2 separate regions of the Homo sapiens genome follow, and region 2 is linked to region 1. A link is an interaction called in ENCODE POLR2A ChIA-PET data of the cell type or tissue named here. Cell type or tissue: PC-9. All regions are shown on one strand. Each heading gives the region's core, and the rest is flanking DNA. Links, peaks and the distances in the headings are about the cores only.

Region 1 (8,146 bases), core at 2,791-6,790:
TCTAATGCCTGATGATCTGAGGTGGAACCATTTCATCCTGAGACCATCTCTACACCCCCACCTCAGTCCTTGGAAAAACTGTCCTCCACAAAACCGGTCCCTTGTGCCAAAAAGGTTGGGGACCACTCTTTTAATCTATGAAAGATGTCTTTGCATTTATTTGTGTCACTTTAATTTCTTTCAGGAATATTTTATACTTTTCACTGTACAAATCTTTAAGCTTATCCCTAAGTATTTTATTCTTTTTGAGGCAATTGTAAATGAGATTTTTTTCTTATTTTACTGTTGGATTGTTTGTTGTTAGTGCATTAAAATGCAACTAATTTTTGTATACTCATTTTATATCCTGCAACTTTGCTGAATTTGTTTATTAATCCTAACAGGTTTTTTTGGTGCAGAATCTTTAGGGTTTTCCACATGTAAGACCATGACACCTGTGAACAAAGATAATTTTACTTCTTTACAATTTGGATGCTTTTTATTTCTTTTTCTTGCCTAATGCTCTGGCTAGGATTTCCAGTACTATGTTGAATTGAAGTGGCAGCAGTAGGCATCCCTGCCTTGTTCCTGATCTTACAAAGAGGTTCAGTGGAAAAGGGACTGAATTGACAATCAGTCAATCAACAAATACAAAGTGATAACTATGATCCAAAGGATCTTGGTTTTTAGTCTTTCTAACTTGCTTATATACTCACTTCATTACTCTAGGCTGTTTTAACCCCAATAAAAGAGGGAGCTGCATTAGATTATAAGAGTCTGTCCAAATTCAGTGCTCCTTCTAGATTTTATGGTTCCAAAAATGTTATTTAGTACCTACTAGGCATTTAACCAAGGGAAGGTATAAGAAAAGAAATATTAAATTCTCAGTAAATCAACAAAATATAACCAAGCACTTATATACAAGGTGCTAGGCAAGAAGTATTCTTGTTTCTTGCCCAGGAGGAATTTACAATATGTGAGAAAGGTAAGACATGTATATATGGGAAATACAATATCAGTAAGAGAGATGACAGTGCCATTCAAGAAGGCAGGGCATGCTTCATTGCCAAGTGAAGGACACAGGAACAATCTTTAGATAAAAGCAGTTCGCAAAGTAGGGGATATAGTGAGACTTATTCTCAACAAATGGGTAGAAAACACATTGCCAAGATGAATGACATCATGATGTATCAGGTCAGGAATCCAGAGAAGAGAACAGGCTGGAATCGTTGGAGATCGATATTGGAAAGGCTGTGTGTATGGTGAACATTTGCTTCCATTGGGCTCCGCTTTCTCCCTTATTTTGGAAACTATCCTGATTTCTTTCTAGGAAGCACTCCTTCCTCCTCATCAGCCCATGAACTGCAGGTGGAAGCACAACACTCCTTCCCTATCCCCGAGCCATAAGATTGGTCCAGGGATGGGTCTGTGACCCAATCATAGCCAAGGAACACCTGGTATGTCTGCTGGGGCTATTAGGAAAGAGGCAAGTTATCTTTCTCACTGGGCTTGAATCTGCAGCCCATTTTGCCTGCAAACCTCTTGCCACCAGGTGTGTAGAGTCTGTGAGTGGAGCCAACATGGAGAAAGCAAAACCAAGAGATGAAACCAGATCCTAGTGACTTTAGGCAAGACCCTGAATCAAGCCATTCCCAGATTGATCCAACGTTCTGTTGCAAAGTGGGCCTTGAACTAGATTTGGGTGGGTGGAAATGAATAGAGAGGGCAATCCATGCAGATTGTGCCACAAGAACTAGGGCATGTTGATGAGGGAAGGATGTGGTATCCACAGAGCTGTGCAGAAACTGCTTGAGAGAGAAGGTCTGAGTGGACAGTGTGCAAAATACCTTGCAAGATAACACCTATTTTTATTTCTTTGAGTGAGTTTATCTATTTGGACAAATCCAGTGGGACTGCTAAGGAGTGGCATGTAATGGAAAGACAAAGGAAGGGAGACAGAAAAGGCTCTAAAAATAATAGAATAACAGCAAATACTTGCTGAAAACTACATGCTAGGCACTGTAGTAAGCACTTTTTCCATTGAATTCTTTCAGCAGACCATGAGGTATTATCACATCTCCATTTTAAAATGGGGAAACTGAGGCACAAAGAAGATGTCCAAGGTGGCCTATTTAATAAGTGCCAGAGCTAATATTTTAACTTGAACCCCCAGGCTGTCTGACTAGAGCCTGCATTCTTAACCTACCTCTCCTGGCTCTGCAGACATGGTCTCTGCCTTGGGGCAGCCAAGGGCCAGCGTGGTAGTAGGGGGAAGGGGAAGGGGCCAGCTATGGCCAAATGGGGCCACAGGAGAACACAGAAGTCAAATCATTTTCCTCAGGGTGACCTGGATTTGATTATTTGTTCATTTTCACTCAGGTTTTCAAAAACAAAAAAAAATCCTTTCAAAAAAAGCTGTTGGACAAATGCTGAAACTCTGACTTGCCTGCCCCTGCTTAGCAGCCGTCATTGGAATCAGCGGAAGGCTCTGGCTGGCTGCTTCTGATCAGGCCTGCCAGCCTCCTGGGCTGGCTGAGGACACTCACAGCGGGAGCAGGTTCCTTAAGACAAGCCCCCTTCGCTGGCCCTGGCTTGCTCCCTCCTCTCTCCCTGTCTGTTTCCACCTCTGTGTCCCCTTCCCTTGGACTGCCTCAGGAAAAGGAAGAACAAAGTTTTTTTTAAAAAAAGAAGTTTAATGAAACCACACACTTGTATTTCCAACTATTGACATTGGATTTGTGCTTCTCCAGCTCTGCCATTTGGGACAAGTCTTTCTCCTCCTCTCTTCACCCGATGGTGTAATGCAAACAGACCATAAAAAAATAAACTTTCCCCTCAAATATTATCTTAGGCCTCATTTTATCATGCTTCCTTGAGCTGTCTCTGTAAAAGGGAAGAAAAAAGAATGTGGGTTTTAGTTTGCACCAGGCTGGATGGAGAGGGCCCTGTAGCTGGGTCTTCCCAGTGTGGACTCTCTCCTTTGGCTTGTGGTCTCCTTCCCAGAGCACTCAGTGGCTGTTCCATTTCCATTTGTGCCTCACCTAGGTCCCCCACATCAATTCTCCAGTTCTTGTCCATTCACCTGAAAAATGGGCTAATAACACCTACCTACAAGGTTCTGCAACACAAAGGGACTCAGAACACAGGGCGGGTACAATGCAAGGGGAGGCGGTGGGCTCTGATCTAACTGCAGAGAATATGCCCCTGCCTAAATGCAGTCTTGCTCCACTTAAAAGCAAAACAAACAACAAGTGAAAACACTCTGTGATGGCCAAAACAAAACATTGCAAGGTGAGTTTGGGCTTGAAGCTACCTGTTTTGAACTCCACAGGGACTAAGTGAGACAATATTTGAGAGAGAGGCCTTAAAATCCACATTCCCTAGAGTGGACAATGCCCACAATTTACCTCCTAAGGTGAGTGAGCATGAGGACCTTCCCTCCATGAAGGTGGGCTCTGACGGGGTGGGGAGATGGGAAGAAAAACTGAGATTCACAGGGCCTGGAATGATCTCTCAGGAGGTCAAAGGACCTGGGGAGAGAAGGCTGGGCCAATCGAGGCCAGGTTGACCTTTACAACAGTTTTGCCACATTCAGATCTTAGCAACTAGTACATGTATGTGACAAAGCTTTGAATTCTGAAGAAACAAACAAACAAAAAAATCAAGCATTTACCCTGATGGTCCCATTTGAACTGCATCATTGGTAACCAGAGTGGAACAGGAGACATTTCAAATTGGAATTTTGCCATTCTGTAACCCCAAATAAATGAACACCTATGGTTATTATTAAAATAATAATTATTTTAAAGATGATTACACTTTCTGGAGAACAAAGGCACCACCACCTATGACGTTGTCTTGCCAAAAATAATCAAACCCACATTGGATCAAGCCTATAGATCCAACTAGCAATTTACAGGAAATACAGGGGCCAGAGGAACACATCAATGGCACCGTGGGGGTACAAGTGGCAAAATCTATGCTGTGGGAAACTCTACCAATGATCTAGTTCTTGTAACACATACATTCACAAGGGGAAAGGAGTGTGGTAAAGGGGAAGTCTGTACATTAAAAGAGACTTTAAAATATTTAAAAAGTAAAACTAAACCACAATGTTGAAGGATGCACATGTGGACTGATAATGGCATGAGGAAAGGAAGGAGGGTGTTTCCATAAGAGGCAAGTAAGTGGTCGCCTCTTGAGGGCAAAGAGGGAGGGGTGAGGAAACAGTCTCATTTTCTATTGCTTATAAAAGAATACCTGAAACCGGGTAATTTACAAAGAAAAGGAATTTATTTCTTACAGTTATGGAGGCTGAGAAGTTCAAGGTCAAGTTACCACGTCTGGCGAGAGACATTCTTGATGGTAGGCACTTTCTGCAGAGTCCTAAACTGGTACAGAGCATTGCATGGCAAGGGGGCTGAGTGCTAGCTCAGGTCTCTCTTCCTCTTCTTATAAACCACGAGTCCCACTCCCATGATAGTCCATTAATCTATTAATCCATAAATGGATAACCTTCATTTTTTAATAATTTATTAAGCTATACATTTATTTTCTGTGTCTGTGCTAATTTTTTTTTTATCATATAAAGATTTTTTAAGTACATGCCCCTGATTCTTCCTCTCCTCCTACCCCTACAAATTTGGAGCCCTTTTACTATCAGCTGCCAATTTCTGAGTTCTAAATTCTGCCCAGCTCCCTATCCTCCTTTTCCTAGATTACCTCCTGATGATATTTTATATCAATCATAACGAGTTGCTATGCTACAGAAACAAATAACCCCAAGATCTCAGTGGCTTAAAACAAAGGTTTACTTCTTGCTTATGCTACATGTCCATCATATCTCAGCAGGGGGCCTCTGCTCACCTTTGTTGCTCAGAGACTTAGGCTAACAGAGCAGCCACCTCCTCCGATATCCTCAGGGGCTAGGACACGACTGACTGTCCATCAAATGGTTTGGCACGGAACTGACACATGTAACTTCTGCTCACAATCCATTGGCTAGACTGGTCACGTGGAACCGTCCAACCACAAGGAGGAGGAAGTGCTGTGCTGTGAATGTGCCCAAAAGTATTTGGTTGGTACACATTAATAAGCAGTCCTTGCTTTTTATGGCACTGATGTGCACAAGTTTCAGTTTAGCGAAATAATACCCGTTCCCAAAAACTAGTTCAAATTTCAGTCACCACAGTATATATTAACTATAATTGCATAAAGTACAAACTTCACTGCCTGCTTGCCAGTCCGCAAATCATGATATAAACAACAGATGCACATCATGATGAACCAATCACATCACTTCTTTCAAAGCCTGTCCTTGATTAGTCATTGCATATCTGTTACTCAGTTCATGCCCAGACAGCAAAATGTGAAGTTGTGTTGCCTCCTTGTCTTCCAGTGATAAATCCATGTGATGAAAATTTTACAAAAAATGGATCACTGGATAGAGGGTAAGCTAACAAAAATAAAAATGCAACAAAGAAACAAAAAGTGATAATGCCGGCAGTAAACTGGATGTGATTAGATTGAAGATGTGAAATTGGCAAGAGCAGAGCAAAGACTGGATGCACCATGGCCTGCATGGAGCTATGGAACAAACTGCACTGGAAAAATCCAATGTGTATTAAAAGCAAGGTAACGTTGCTTCATCTCTTAGTTTAAATTGCAATAGGACCAGAAAGCTGCTTATGCTTGGAGAGTTTTCTACTTTGGATTGAAGACTGTAATATTTCAAAATCCGAAGTAGTTTGGCTTGCATCCTGGCCAAAGCATTGATCTTAGTTGCCACATTGAAAGAAAATGGTAATTACAAGGATACTGAAGAAGAATATTTTACTGCCAGTAAAGGCTTGTTTCCTCATTCCAGAATTTAGCATGAATTGATTGATGTCAAGCTAGTGATGAAGCTGCTAGCACATGTAAGCATGCAGCTGGGAAATCTGCATCCAGATTCCAAGAAAATGAAGATGTGCCAGTGGAAGTGGCACTGGCAAAAAACTTCACCTTCAAGGAATTCTTATAGATATTTTGTAACATTGCAAGAGCAAAGGATAAAACATTAGGACCTGACTTAGAACTAGACTACACTTACAACAAAGTACGACAATTCACCAAGGCATAGAAAAGTTGCTCCAGCTGTATCATAAGCTATACAGTAAGGGGAGAAAGGCAAGAACTGTGCAAACTACTTTTGATATGTTCTTTACAAAGAAATAAAACACCTTAATTCTCAATGTTTCTAATGTTTTAAATTACAGTGTAATAAATAAATATTAGTTTTGTTAATTTTTCATTTCCCCATGCATTTATAAACAACAGTAAGAGAATGTTTAATGTTTTGACAAAAATGTTTAAAGGTCACAGAACAACTGTAATTATTCCCTTCGATTAAGATTGCTTTGCAGGGTTTCAGCTTACACAGTCATTTTTATGGTCTTGCATTACTATGCAAAATAAGGACTTCCCGTATACATAACTGGTTTATGTGGAGTTAGATTCCAATTTCCGCACGTCTATCTGCGCCAACTCACTTGCATGGAGTGTGAGAAAACTCCTGGAAAAAATAATTTGAACCATAGGGTTAGGCAGGAATAGGGATTCCAGGTATAGTTTGGAGGCTATTAAACCCTAACCTGATCCAGCCACCTTGATGGCCTATGTGTGGCCCTCAGTGGAAAAGAGCTTTGTAGATAAAATGAGCCCAACTGCACCCATATAGAGCCCACCACTCTGCTGTGGGATCCAGAGAGAAGAATGTCTATGCAAAGGGATGATTTTTTCATTTACTGTACGGAGGTGGGGTGTATAGATATATCAAGCTACAACCGAAATAAAGACTCAAAACCTGGTTTGGGCTGAGCATCCATGGGACCTCCCGGAGCCATCTGGGCCTTCTGACAATGGTGAAGCTCGCAGAACCTATCTGATGCCCAAGAGCAGCAGTGTTGGTGGGAGCATCTGCTCTGGGGAGCAGAGAGGAGGCCATCAACACTGTGGTATAAGCAGCAGCCTCAGAAGAGGGTGGAGAGCAGTGGCCAAGCAGCAGTGTGATCTGTTGAGGATGTGTGGGCTCCAGATGGTCGCTCAGGTGTTCTGGGGAGAAAGCAGGGTAGGGTCAGTGTGGAGAGCTCTTGCAAGGGGGCTGAGGTTCTGGAGTTATATTTAGTGGGAGCTCTAAGCTCAGGAAATTTACACTACATCAATGTACTATTTTTTCATGCTGGCAGTGAGGCCTGGGAACATTAGGGCTGTTTATATAGGTAGGGTGGCTATATAATTTATTGTTCAAACTGTGGATATTTTAAAAGTAAAAAGCATTGCTATTAATAATAATTAAATCTCTTGGTAATGAAAGTCACAAGAGGATTGTCCCAGGCAAACCAGTCTGTATGGTCATCTTAGTTATGGATGCAATCCAGGTAATTGTAAATTAGAGGTCAAATCAGAATTAGTAAAAACGAGTGAATTTGCTGGTGTTGCTGCAACTGGCGGTGCAGGCAGAGCTCCCTGGAGTGGACTCTGAGATAGAGATGAGTGTGCAGGATACTAACTAGAGAGTGTACCCAGGATCAACATCTGTGGAAGAGAAGGGAGAAAAACAGGATTGGACAAAAGGAGATGCTGGAATGTCCTGCAGTCTCATCAAAGGCCTTAGCTGACCCCATGGGGAACTCTGGGCCCGGATGACCTGCAGAGCTGCCCCAAGTTGGGGTGAGGCAGATGGGCCTCCATTCTCCATGTCAACCAGTCATTGGATTTGGTTGCCCCAAGAGCTCTCTCCAGCTGAGGGCAGATTTCAGAGAGCGCTGACAGGTGGCAGGACTCCCAAAAGTCCTGAAGAGAGGTCAGGGTGTTATATCACAGCATCCACAGCCCTAAAGGAGCGGAGGGTTTGAATTAAAAATATTTGTATTTTACTTAAAGGTATGTACTTTAAGGTCAGTCATTAGTCAAATCCTGCCAGAGATCCTGCTGCGTCTGTTTTGAAAAAGAGATGAGAGTCGATGGAATTAGCATACTAGATGCTTATATGCAAATGGTATTACCAAAAAGGGGGACCTGGTCTCTCAAATCAGTAAAATAGCACCAGTCTTCTTGGTACGACTTTGAAAACTTTTTCCCTAGGTAAACTTCTCCCCAACTCTATTTGGTGATATCTCTATTTAAG
Region 2 (8,146 bases), core at 1,449-5,448, 420 kb after region 1:
TTGGAAGGTCTCTTGGACATTTATCCACTGGTTGAGTAGCCTTTTGAAGGTTTGGAGACCCACAAAAAGTGGGTGCTCGTTGGGGTGCATTTGGGAGAGGTTGGGGGCAGGCAGACAGCTAATGCTTTGCTAAGGTGTGGCTTTTTTTTTTATTTTTTGAGATGGAGTCTCACTCTGTCACCCAGTCTGGAGTGCAGTGGCATGATCTTGACTCACTGCAACCTCCGCCTCCTGGCCTCAAGCAATTCTCCTGCCTTAGCCTCCCAGGTAGCTGGGATTACAGGCGAGCATCACCATGTCTGGCTAATTTTTTATATTTTAGTAGAGACAGGGTTTCACCATGTTGCCCAGGGTGGTCTTGAACTCCTGAGCTCAGGCAATCCACCTGCCTCGACCTCCCAGAGTGCTGGGATTACCGTCTTGAGCCAACACGCCCAGCCCTAAGGTGTGGTTTAAATCAGGGTCTTTAAAAGCAGGCGCTAGAATCGCTGCCTCTTCCTTTTCCAAACCCTCCTCCTCTTCCTCTAAGCCTCATCTTCATCACCAACCCTGTTCTGCTTTTCACCTGCTCCCTCAGCTCAGCCCCTGTAGCACTTAGCAGTCACCACCTTTACCACCATTTTCCCGCAATCATCTGACTTCAATAGAAGCCAACCTCCCTTAAAGAGTTAGCTGTTCTGTACACAATATATATCTTGTCTCTTCGCCAGTTCCTAGACCCAGCAACCTCCCACAGCATCTGGCACATACTTGACCAAAGCACCTAAGTCCTGTTGGTGCCTGACAGGCTTACAAATGGAATCCTTGCAAACTAATATTCTTTAAATACTTGCTTAAAATGTATTAAGTGGGACAGGGCAAGGCTGATTTAATAAATATGCCTCTTCCTATATATATTCAAAATAAGGGATTGATTTCCTAAATGCACTGAACACATCTGAAATTTTTTATTCTTATCAAAATAATGCAAACCTACAGTTACAGATCAAGTAGTATATACTTTTTTTTTTTTGAGACAGAGTTTCGCTCTTGTTGCCCAGGCTGGAGTACAATGGTATGATCTTGGCTCACCGCAGACTCCACCTCCCAGGTTCAAGTGATTCTCCTGCCTCAGCCTCCCTAGTAGCTGGGATTACAGGCATGTGCCACCATGCCCAGCTAATTTTGTATTTTTAGTAGAGACGGGGTTTCTCCATGTTGGTCAGTCTGGTCTCGAACTCCCGACCTCAGGTGATCCACCCTCCTTGGCCTGCCAAAGTGCTGGGATTACAGGCATGAGCCACCGTGCCCAGCCTGCACACTTTTGATTTTTAGTTCCTCTAGTGGATCTAGGGTTGCTAGACTTAGGAGAAAAAAAAAATACAGGATGCCCTGTCAAATTCAAATGTCAGATAAACAATGAATAGATACGTCCCAAATACTGCATAATATTATATTTTATCTGGCCCTAGGTGGATTTCCCCATATAACATATACCCATTATACTTGTAATATACTTTTATTTCTACTTCTTCATTTACCATTTTTTCAGGTATCTGTGGAATTCTGAGTGTGAATTTCAATGTTCAGTATTTAGATATTCCTGTCTTCTATGGTTTGCCTTTGTAACTTTGATAAAATGTTTAAACCTATATTTATGGATCCGTCAACTTTCCCCAGTGCCTCTTGACTATCTGCTTTGCAAGTTGAGGATATTATTACAAATATCCTCTCCTCTAACCTTTCTTTTCCTTTCTACATCCCACCTTCTGCCACTACAGTTGTACTTTTACATTATTAAGGTTAAAGTTTCTATTCTGTCCTGCCACACACCCTAGTTTTTAAATTTTTTTATTATACTTTAAGTTCTATGGTACATATACACAACATGCAGTTTTGTTACATATGTATACATGGGCCATGTTGGTGTGCTGCACCTGTTAACTCATCATTTACATTAGCTATATCTCCTAATGCTATCCCTCCCCCCCTCCCCCCACCCCACAACAGGCCCCGGTGTGTGATGTTCCCCTTCCTGTGTCCAAGTGTTCTCATTGTTCAATTCCCACCTATGAGTGAGAACATGTGGTGTTTGGTTTTCTGTCCTTGTGATAGTTTGCTCAGAATGATGGATTCCAGCTTCATCCATGTCCCTACAAAGGACATGAACTCATCCTTTTTTATGACTGCATAGTATTCCATGGTGTATATGTGCCACAATTTCTTAATCCAGTCTATCATTGATGGACATTTGGGTTGGTTCCAAGTCTCTGCTATTGTGAATAGTGCTGCAGTAAACATACGTGTGCATGTGTCTTTATAGCAGCATGATTTATAATCCTTTGGGTATATACCCAATAATGGGATGGCTGGGTCAAATGGTATTTCTAGTTCTAGATCCTTGAGGAGTTGCCACACTGTCTTCCACAATGGTTGAACTAGTTTATAGTCCCACCAACAGTGTAAAAGCGTTCCTATTTCTCCACATCCTCTCCAGCACCTGTTGTTTCCTGACTTTTTAATGATCGTCATTCTAACTGGTGTGAGATAGTATCTCATTGTGGTTTTGATTTGTATTTCTCTGATGGCCAGTGATGATGAGCATTTTTTCATGTGTCTATTGGCTGCATAAGTGTCTTCTTTTGAGAAGTGTCTGTTCATATCCTTTGCCCGCTTTTTGATGGGGTTAATTTTTTCTTGTAAATTTGTTTAAGTTCTTTGTAGATTCTGGATATTAGCCCTTTGTCAGATGCACACACCCTAGTTTTCTAAGCTTTGTTTAAAGGTTGAGTCTTAAAATGGGAAACTGATCACATTGGCTTCATTGTATTATTATGTAATTCTTATTTACTAATAGTAATATTAGGATTATACTTCCTGCTCTTCAAGTTCAGTGTCATGATCACTGGACCTCTAAAAAGAGTGTATTTCCAGCACCAAGTCAAAAGGATTCTCATTGCTTATACTTCGTCAGTTGCTTCATATCATGTCTCCTAGTTTGCTTCATATTCAGAGCTTGACTTTTTTTTAACCCAATTTTTCTCCATAGGGTTTCCAGATGCCTTTATTCTTGCTTGCATTATTTGCTATTATGTTAATTTTCTTTTCATTTTTGTTTTTTTGTGTGTGTTTTTTTTTTTTTTTTTTTTTTTTTAGAGACAGGGTCTTGCTATGTTGCCCAGGCTGAGCTTGAACTCCTGGGCTCAAACTATCATCCCACCTTAGCCTCCTGGGTAGCTGAGACTACAGGCACATGCCACCATGCTCAGCTCTGTGTTATTTTAAATCTGAATTTTAAATGAATTATGTTCTCTAATCTACTAATAATTGCCTTTCCCCTGTTCCTCTTAAGTCTTCTGTGATCCCACAGCAGTATGGCTGGCTGCTCTCCAAGGTGCTGCACAGCTGTCCCCTTGAGACTCTTTATGGCTTTCCTAAGTTCAACCTCAGATTTTCTTCTCTCTCCCATCTTATGTCCTGCTTTTGCAGGAGTAACTTGCTCCAGCAACTTCCTAAGAAAGGGCCTGTTGGAGGTAAACTTTCTGTACCTGTTTGTTTGAAAACTCTCCTGTTGTCCTCTTCTTGGTGGATAGTTTGTGTATAGGATTCTAGACTGAAAACCGTTTTCCCTCAGCACCCATTATTTTCCAGCATCTAGTGTTGCTGAGAAGTCTGATGCCATTCTGACTGCTGCTTATTTGTAGGTGTCCGGCTCTTTTGCTTTGGAGACTTTTACAATCTATTCTTTTTACTTCATGTTTTGAAATTTTACCTGGATTATGTCTAGTTGTGGATCTTTTTCATAGGACTATTCTCATTCAGCCCTAGGAAATGTTCTTCTGTGCTTTGAGAATTCTCTCCCCTTTACTTCTTTTTTCTTTCTAGGATGCCTTTTAGATCTTGGATTATTACATATGTCTTTTATTATTTTCCCCCTCATATTTTCTCATTTTGTCTTTCTGCTCTATGCTTTGTGATATTTCAACTTTTTAGTCCTTCTACTATTTTATTTCACCAATTGCATTTTTAATTTCCAAGAGCTCATTCTGTTCTCAAGATCCCATTTTTAGAATGTATTATCTTCCCAATTCTGTTCGAGAATTCTAAAAAAATTTTTGAGTAATCTGTTCTTTAAGTTCTGTTTCCCCAGAAGTGATATTTTTCTGTTTTTTTTTTTTAAGAGATAGGGTCTTGCTACATTGTCCAAACTGTCCTCAAACTTCCAGGCTCAAGTGATTCTCCTGCCTCAGCCTCCAGAATAGCTAGGACTACAGATACATGCCACTGCACTAGGTAACTGCTTGTTTATTTTCATATATTTCATTCATGCAAATGGTTCTCCTCATTTCTCCATTTATGCCTCCTCAGTCATCACAGTAAACCCAAATTTTGGAAAATAAAAGCACTATAGATGGTGTGGATTTACTGTGCAATTGTGTACATACCTTTCCTGAATCTTTCTGAGGTTTCCTGGGTGAACCGGCTTCCATCTTCTCTGTTGCCCCTCCATAGAGCATTTTATGTGGCCGTCATCAGCTGTTTCCTCTAATAATGTCTCCCATACACTTCACATATTCCAGAAATCTGCTTACATCTCTTATCTGTGGGTGACCTCCTCCTCCTCTCCTTAGTATTATGGGTTTATGTCTTTTTGGAATTCTAAAACTATTTCAGCAAGATTTCTGGAAAGATGGGAGGCAAATGTGTGTACTGGGTTTCCATCTTGAACAATAAGGAGATTCAGAAAACTATCTTTTTGAACATTGTTTTTTCATTTTTAATTGCTTCATCTTTCAGCAGCTTGGTGCCCAGGTCCAGGAGGTTCACCTGAGGTTTAGGGTTTCCTCAGGAATTGTTTACAGATTCTCGGCATCCCGTGGCCCTCTTACAAATGATACACATAAACTAGGAACACTTCCCAGGTTCAAGCGATTCTCCTGCCTCAGCCTCCTGAATAGATGCGATTCCTAGGCACAAGCCACCATGCTCACCTAATTTTTGTATTTTTAGTTTTTCCCAGATTCCCTGCTTTTCCCACATTTCTTCTTGTGCAGGCTTGTGATCCCCAGGAGTCAGAATGAAGGAGGCCAGCTTCCTTGTATACAACTTGTACACATCTTGTTGAGACACTCTACCACACTGGTGGGCTTCCCTTCACCCTGCATTCCCTTCTGCTCCCATCATCAGCCTGGCTTAGCCCCTTGGTACCCTTCAGATCTCTGCTGTGGCTCATTTCCTTAGAAAAGTCCTCCCTGTTCCCCTTGACTCAGTGAAGTCCCTGTATTGTATGGGCTCATGGGACAATTATTCTCTCCTTTGCAGCACTTAGCTCAGTTTGTGGTCCTTGTGAAGCAAGATCATGTCTATTTTCTGTTTCACCTTAATGTCCTGAGCATTTGAACACAGTGCCTGGCACATAGCAGGTAGGTGATAAATAGCTGCTCAATGAAGAATGATCATTGATATGGTTTGGCTGTGTCCCCACCCAAATCTCATCTTGAATTGTAGCTCCCATAATTCCCATGTGTTGTGGAAGGGACCCAGTGGGAGACAATTGAATCATGGTGGCGGTTCCCCCATGCTGTTCTCGTGGTAGTTAATAAGTCTCATGAGATCTGATGGTTTTATAAGGGGTTTCACTTTTGCTTGGCTCCCATTCTCTCTTGCCACCGCCATGTAAGAAGTGCCTTTTGCCTTCCACCATGATTGTGAGGCCTCCTCAGCCACATGGGATTGTGAGTCCATTAAACCTCTTTTTCTTTATAAATTACCCAGTCTTGGGTATGTTTTCATCGGCAGTGTGAAAATGGACTAATACAATCAGGAAGATGGCCACAGAGAAACATTCCTTCAGCTCATTATAATTTCAGAAATAACTCACACCTACCCCACATACCCCCCACCTTAGAGGCCTGAAATTCAACAGGGCACAAACATCTGGGCCCTCAGCAGCTTTGACCAAGGCTGGATCACAGACTTCCCAGGACTCTTTCGTGAAGCCTCAGCCCCATCCATGATGAGCCCACAGGTCAGGGAGGCGGATTCTGGTGCAGCCCACAGGGCTGGAAGCTCATATGGCCTTCTGACCACCCAAGCCTTCTGCAGGGACTTTGTTCAGGCAAAGTTGTGACTTGACTCTGGACAAGGCCGGTGAAGCTTGGCAGGAAGGAAAACAACAGACTCCCCCCAAAGGGCCAGGAGGAATTTTCTTAGCTGAGGCCACAGACCCCCAGGGGGGTGGGCCCAGAGGCTGCTCAGACAACCAATGGCGACAACCCTGGCTGGGAACAATAGAGCCCCACACCTCAGCTACCTTTTGGGCTCTGGCTTCCCAGTGGTGAAGCCTTATTAAATTTGGGATTACCATGTGTAAAGCACAGTCTGAATTTTGTTTGCTCTGCCATGTAACTTGCCTTTCTAAACACTCAGTCAGAGCTGCAGTTAATCTACTGACCATGGGCTTAACCGGCAGGTGGCCAGGAGGCCCCCACCAAATTCCTCCTGACCCTTTGTTACCTGGCCTGGAAAGGAGAGACTTCTTGTTTGGGAAGTGTTTCTCCTCCCCCCGAACATTTTCAGTATTAAGAGTCTTTTGTCACCATAAATCTGGAGCGGGGATTATGACGGGCAGGCTGTCACCCAGATTGTTTCCTCCAGAGGATAATGGGAAAAGTTTGCGGCCTGGCCTAATGAAACCTTTCTTCCAGGGACAATGCCATTTCCATTAAATTAAAGCTCAAGCCTTAACAATGCCCCAGAACAAACCCAATTTGAATATTTAATTTGGGATGGAAGGAGCTGGGTAAACACCTCACTCCCATCAGCCCCTTTCTGGAGACCCCTTGCAGCAAACTCAAGGGAAGAGTCCTGGGTTGTTGATGTCAGGTTAGCACCTTTCGTTGCCAGTATCAAAGGTGGAAAATTCCAAATCATTAATATTCAATTGACAATAAAGAATGTAGTCCTAACTGAAAAAAAAATCTAGGAAGTGAATACTGATCAGATAAGCAATGAACTAAAATCTGTTTGTTCTGAGCCTTGCAAGCTACAAAGCCTTTAGGATGGGAGCTCTCTCCCCCAGCCCACTGCTCACGACGCACAGGCAGCCCAGGGGTCCTCTGAGAATTGTATGCTGCCTCACACCGCACCCAAATTCCTCCCTCTTTGATTCTTCAAAGAGAATGTCTAAAAGGAAGAAATGTCTAAATGTGCTTGATTTAAAAAAAAATTACTGTAGTGACGTCAAGTGCACTGTAAGGGAACAGAATTTTTTGTATCTTCCTTCTCTACTTGGCAACCAGGCAGCCAGGCAACCAGCACCTGTGAGACAGAGTTCTGTGTGGGCTCCTCTGCATCAAGAGTCAGAATTACCCAGGAATAATTTATCCGCAGATTCTCTGTGCAGTTTTCTTGTCCCTACTCACAGCACATCAGCTGATTGTTGGGCTTCTTTTTGTCCCTTGCTTCCTGGTGAAGACCCATCTTTTGTTCTGTCCTCCCGAAGATGGAAATCAGTCCTAACATGTTGATGTGCTGGCTCTATTTCCTTAACACTTCTATTTTCCTGAATTTTCGTAGTCTTTACATCTAGCACAGATGATCAAAAGCAGCTTAATCACACTGTAAGGGGGTGAATCACTGACACATCTAATTTCTCTGTCAAAAATTTGGTTTCTACCTTGCCAATGAAGAATGGAAGGGAATATGGGAAAGAAATATCTTTTGGCATTGCTGTCCTGGAGATTCTAGAGCCTCACTTTGGTCCTACTGTGCAGGCCGCAAGTGACCCCACGACGTGGGTGGGTGCAGCTGCTGGAGCAGTGCTGATATCACAGGAGAAATTCTAACCACGCTCCCAACACCTATTTCAGGGGTTGGCAATCAAGTCCCAAGGCAAAAGTGACATCTAAGGTGATTTTAGAGATGGCTACCAGGATCACCCAACCATTGGCTACTGCTTGAGGTCTTGGGAGGCCAGAGCCTAAAGCCCAGGGAAAGCTTCTTTTCAGGCAGGGTGTGGGTGTGGGTGTGCGCATGAGCACCATGTGTGAGGCAGGGAATGAAGGCTTGGCACGCCACTTTAGATGGTGGCTGAGAATCAGATGTGCCTGCATCTGGTGGGATAGACTGTCTCACATCTGCCCAACTCATACACATCACAGCCCCA

The links. Peaks named below come from ENCODE experiments on the same cell type or tissue, not always from the same donor. Only the 100,000 strongest peaks of a DNase experiment are listed, where the experiment ranks them.
Region 2: POLR2A ChIA-PET joins it to region 1 with 7 read pairs; 1 of 35 experiments calls an interaction of 5 or more read pairs at or near these places.

What each region holds. Positions count from the first base shown.
Region 1 is chr2:45,207,799-45,215,944 of GRCh38, reverse strand. The region is part of intron 1 of LINC01121 (long intergenic non-protein coding RNA 1121); the gene reads left to right. LOC105374576 (a long non-coding RNA gene) reads right to left here. Exons shown (of 3, transcript XR_940041.2): 2 at 6,824-7,071; 3 at 4,272-6,532. Among named protein-coding and RNA genes, the nearest start is that of LINC01121, 43 kb to the left of the region's middle. In PC-9, for the core only: no CTCF peak of the experiment used is centred there; a DNase peak (open chromatin) is centred at 4,924; H3K27ac peaks cover 396 bases.
Region 2 is chr2:44,788,762-44,796,907 of GRCh38, reverse strand. No RefSeq gene overlaps it. Among named protein-coding and RNA genes, the nearest start is that of LINC01833, 150 kb to the left of the region's middle. RefSeq lists an enhancer at 6,253-6,956. In PC-9, for the core only: no CTCF peak of the experiment used is centred there; a DNase peak (open chromatin) is centred at 3,397.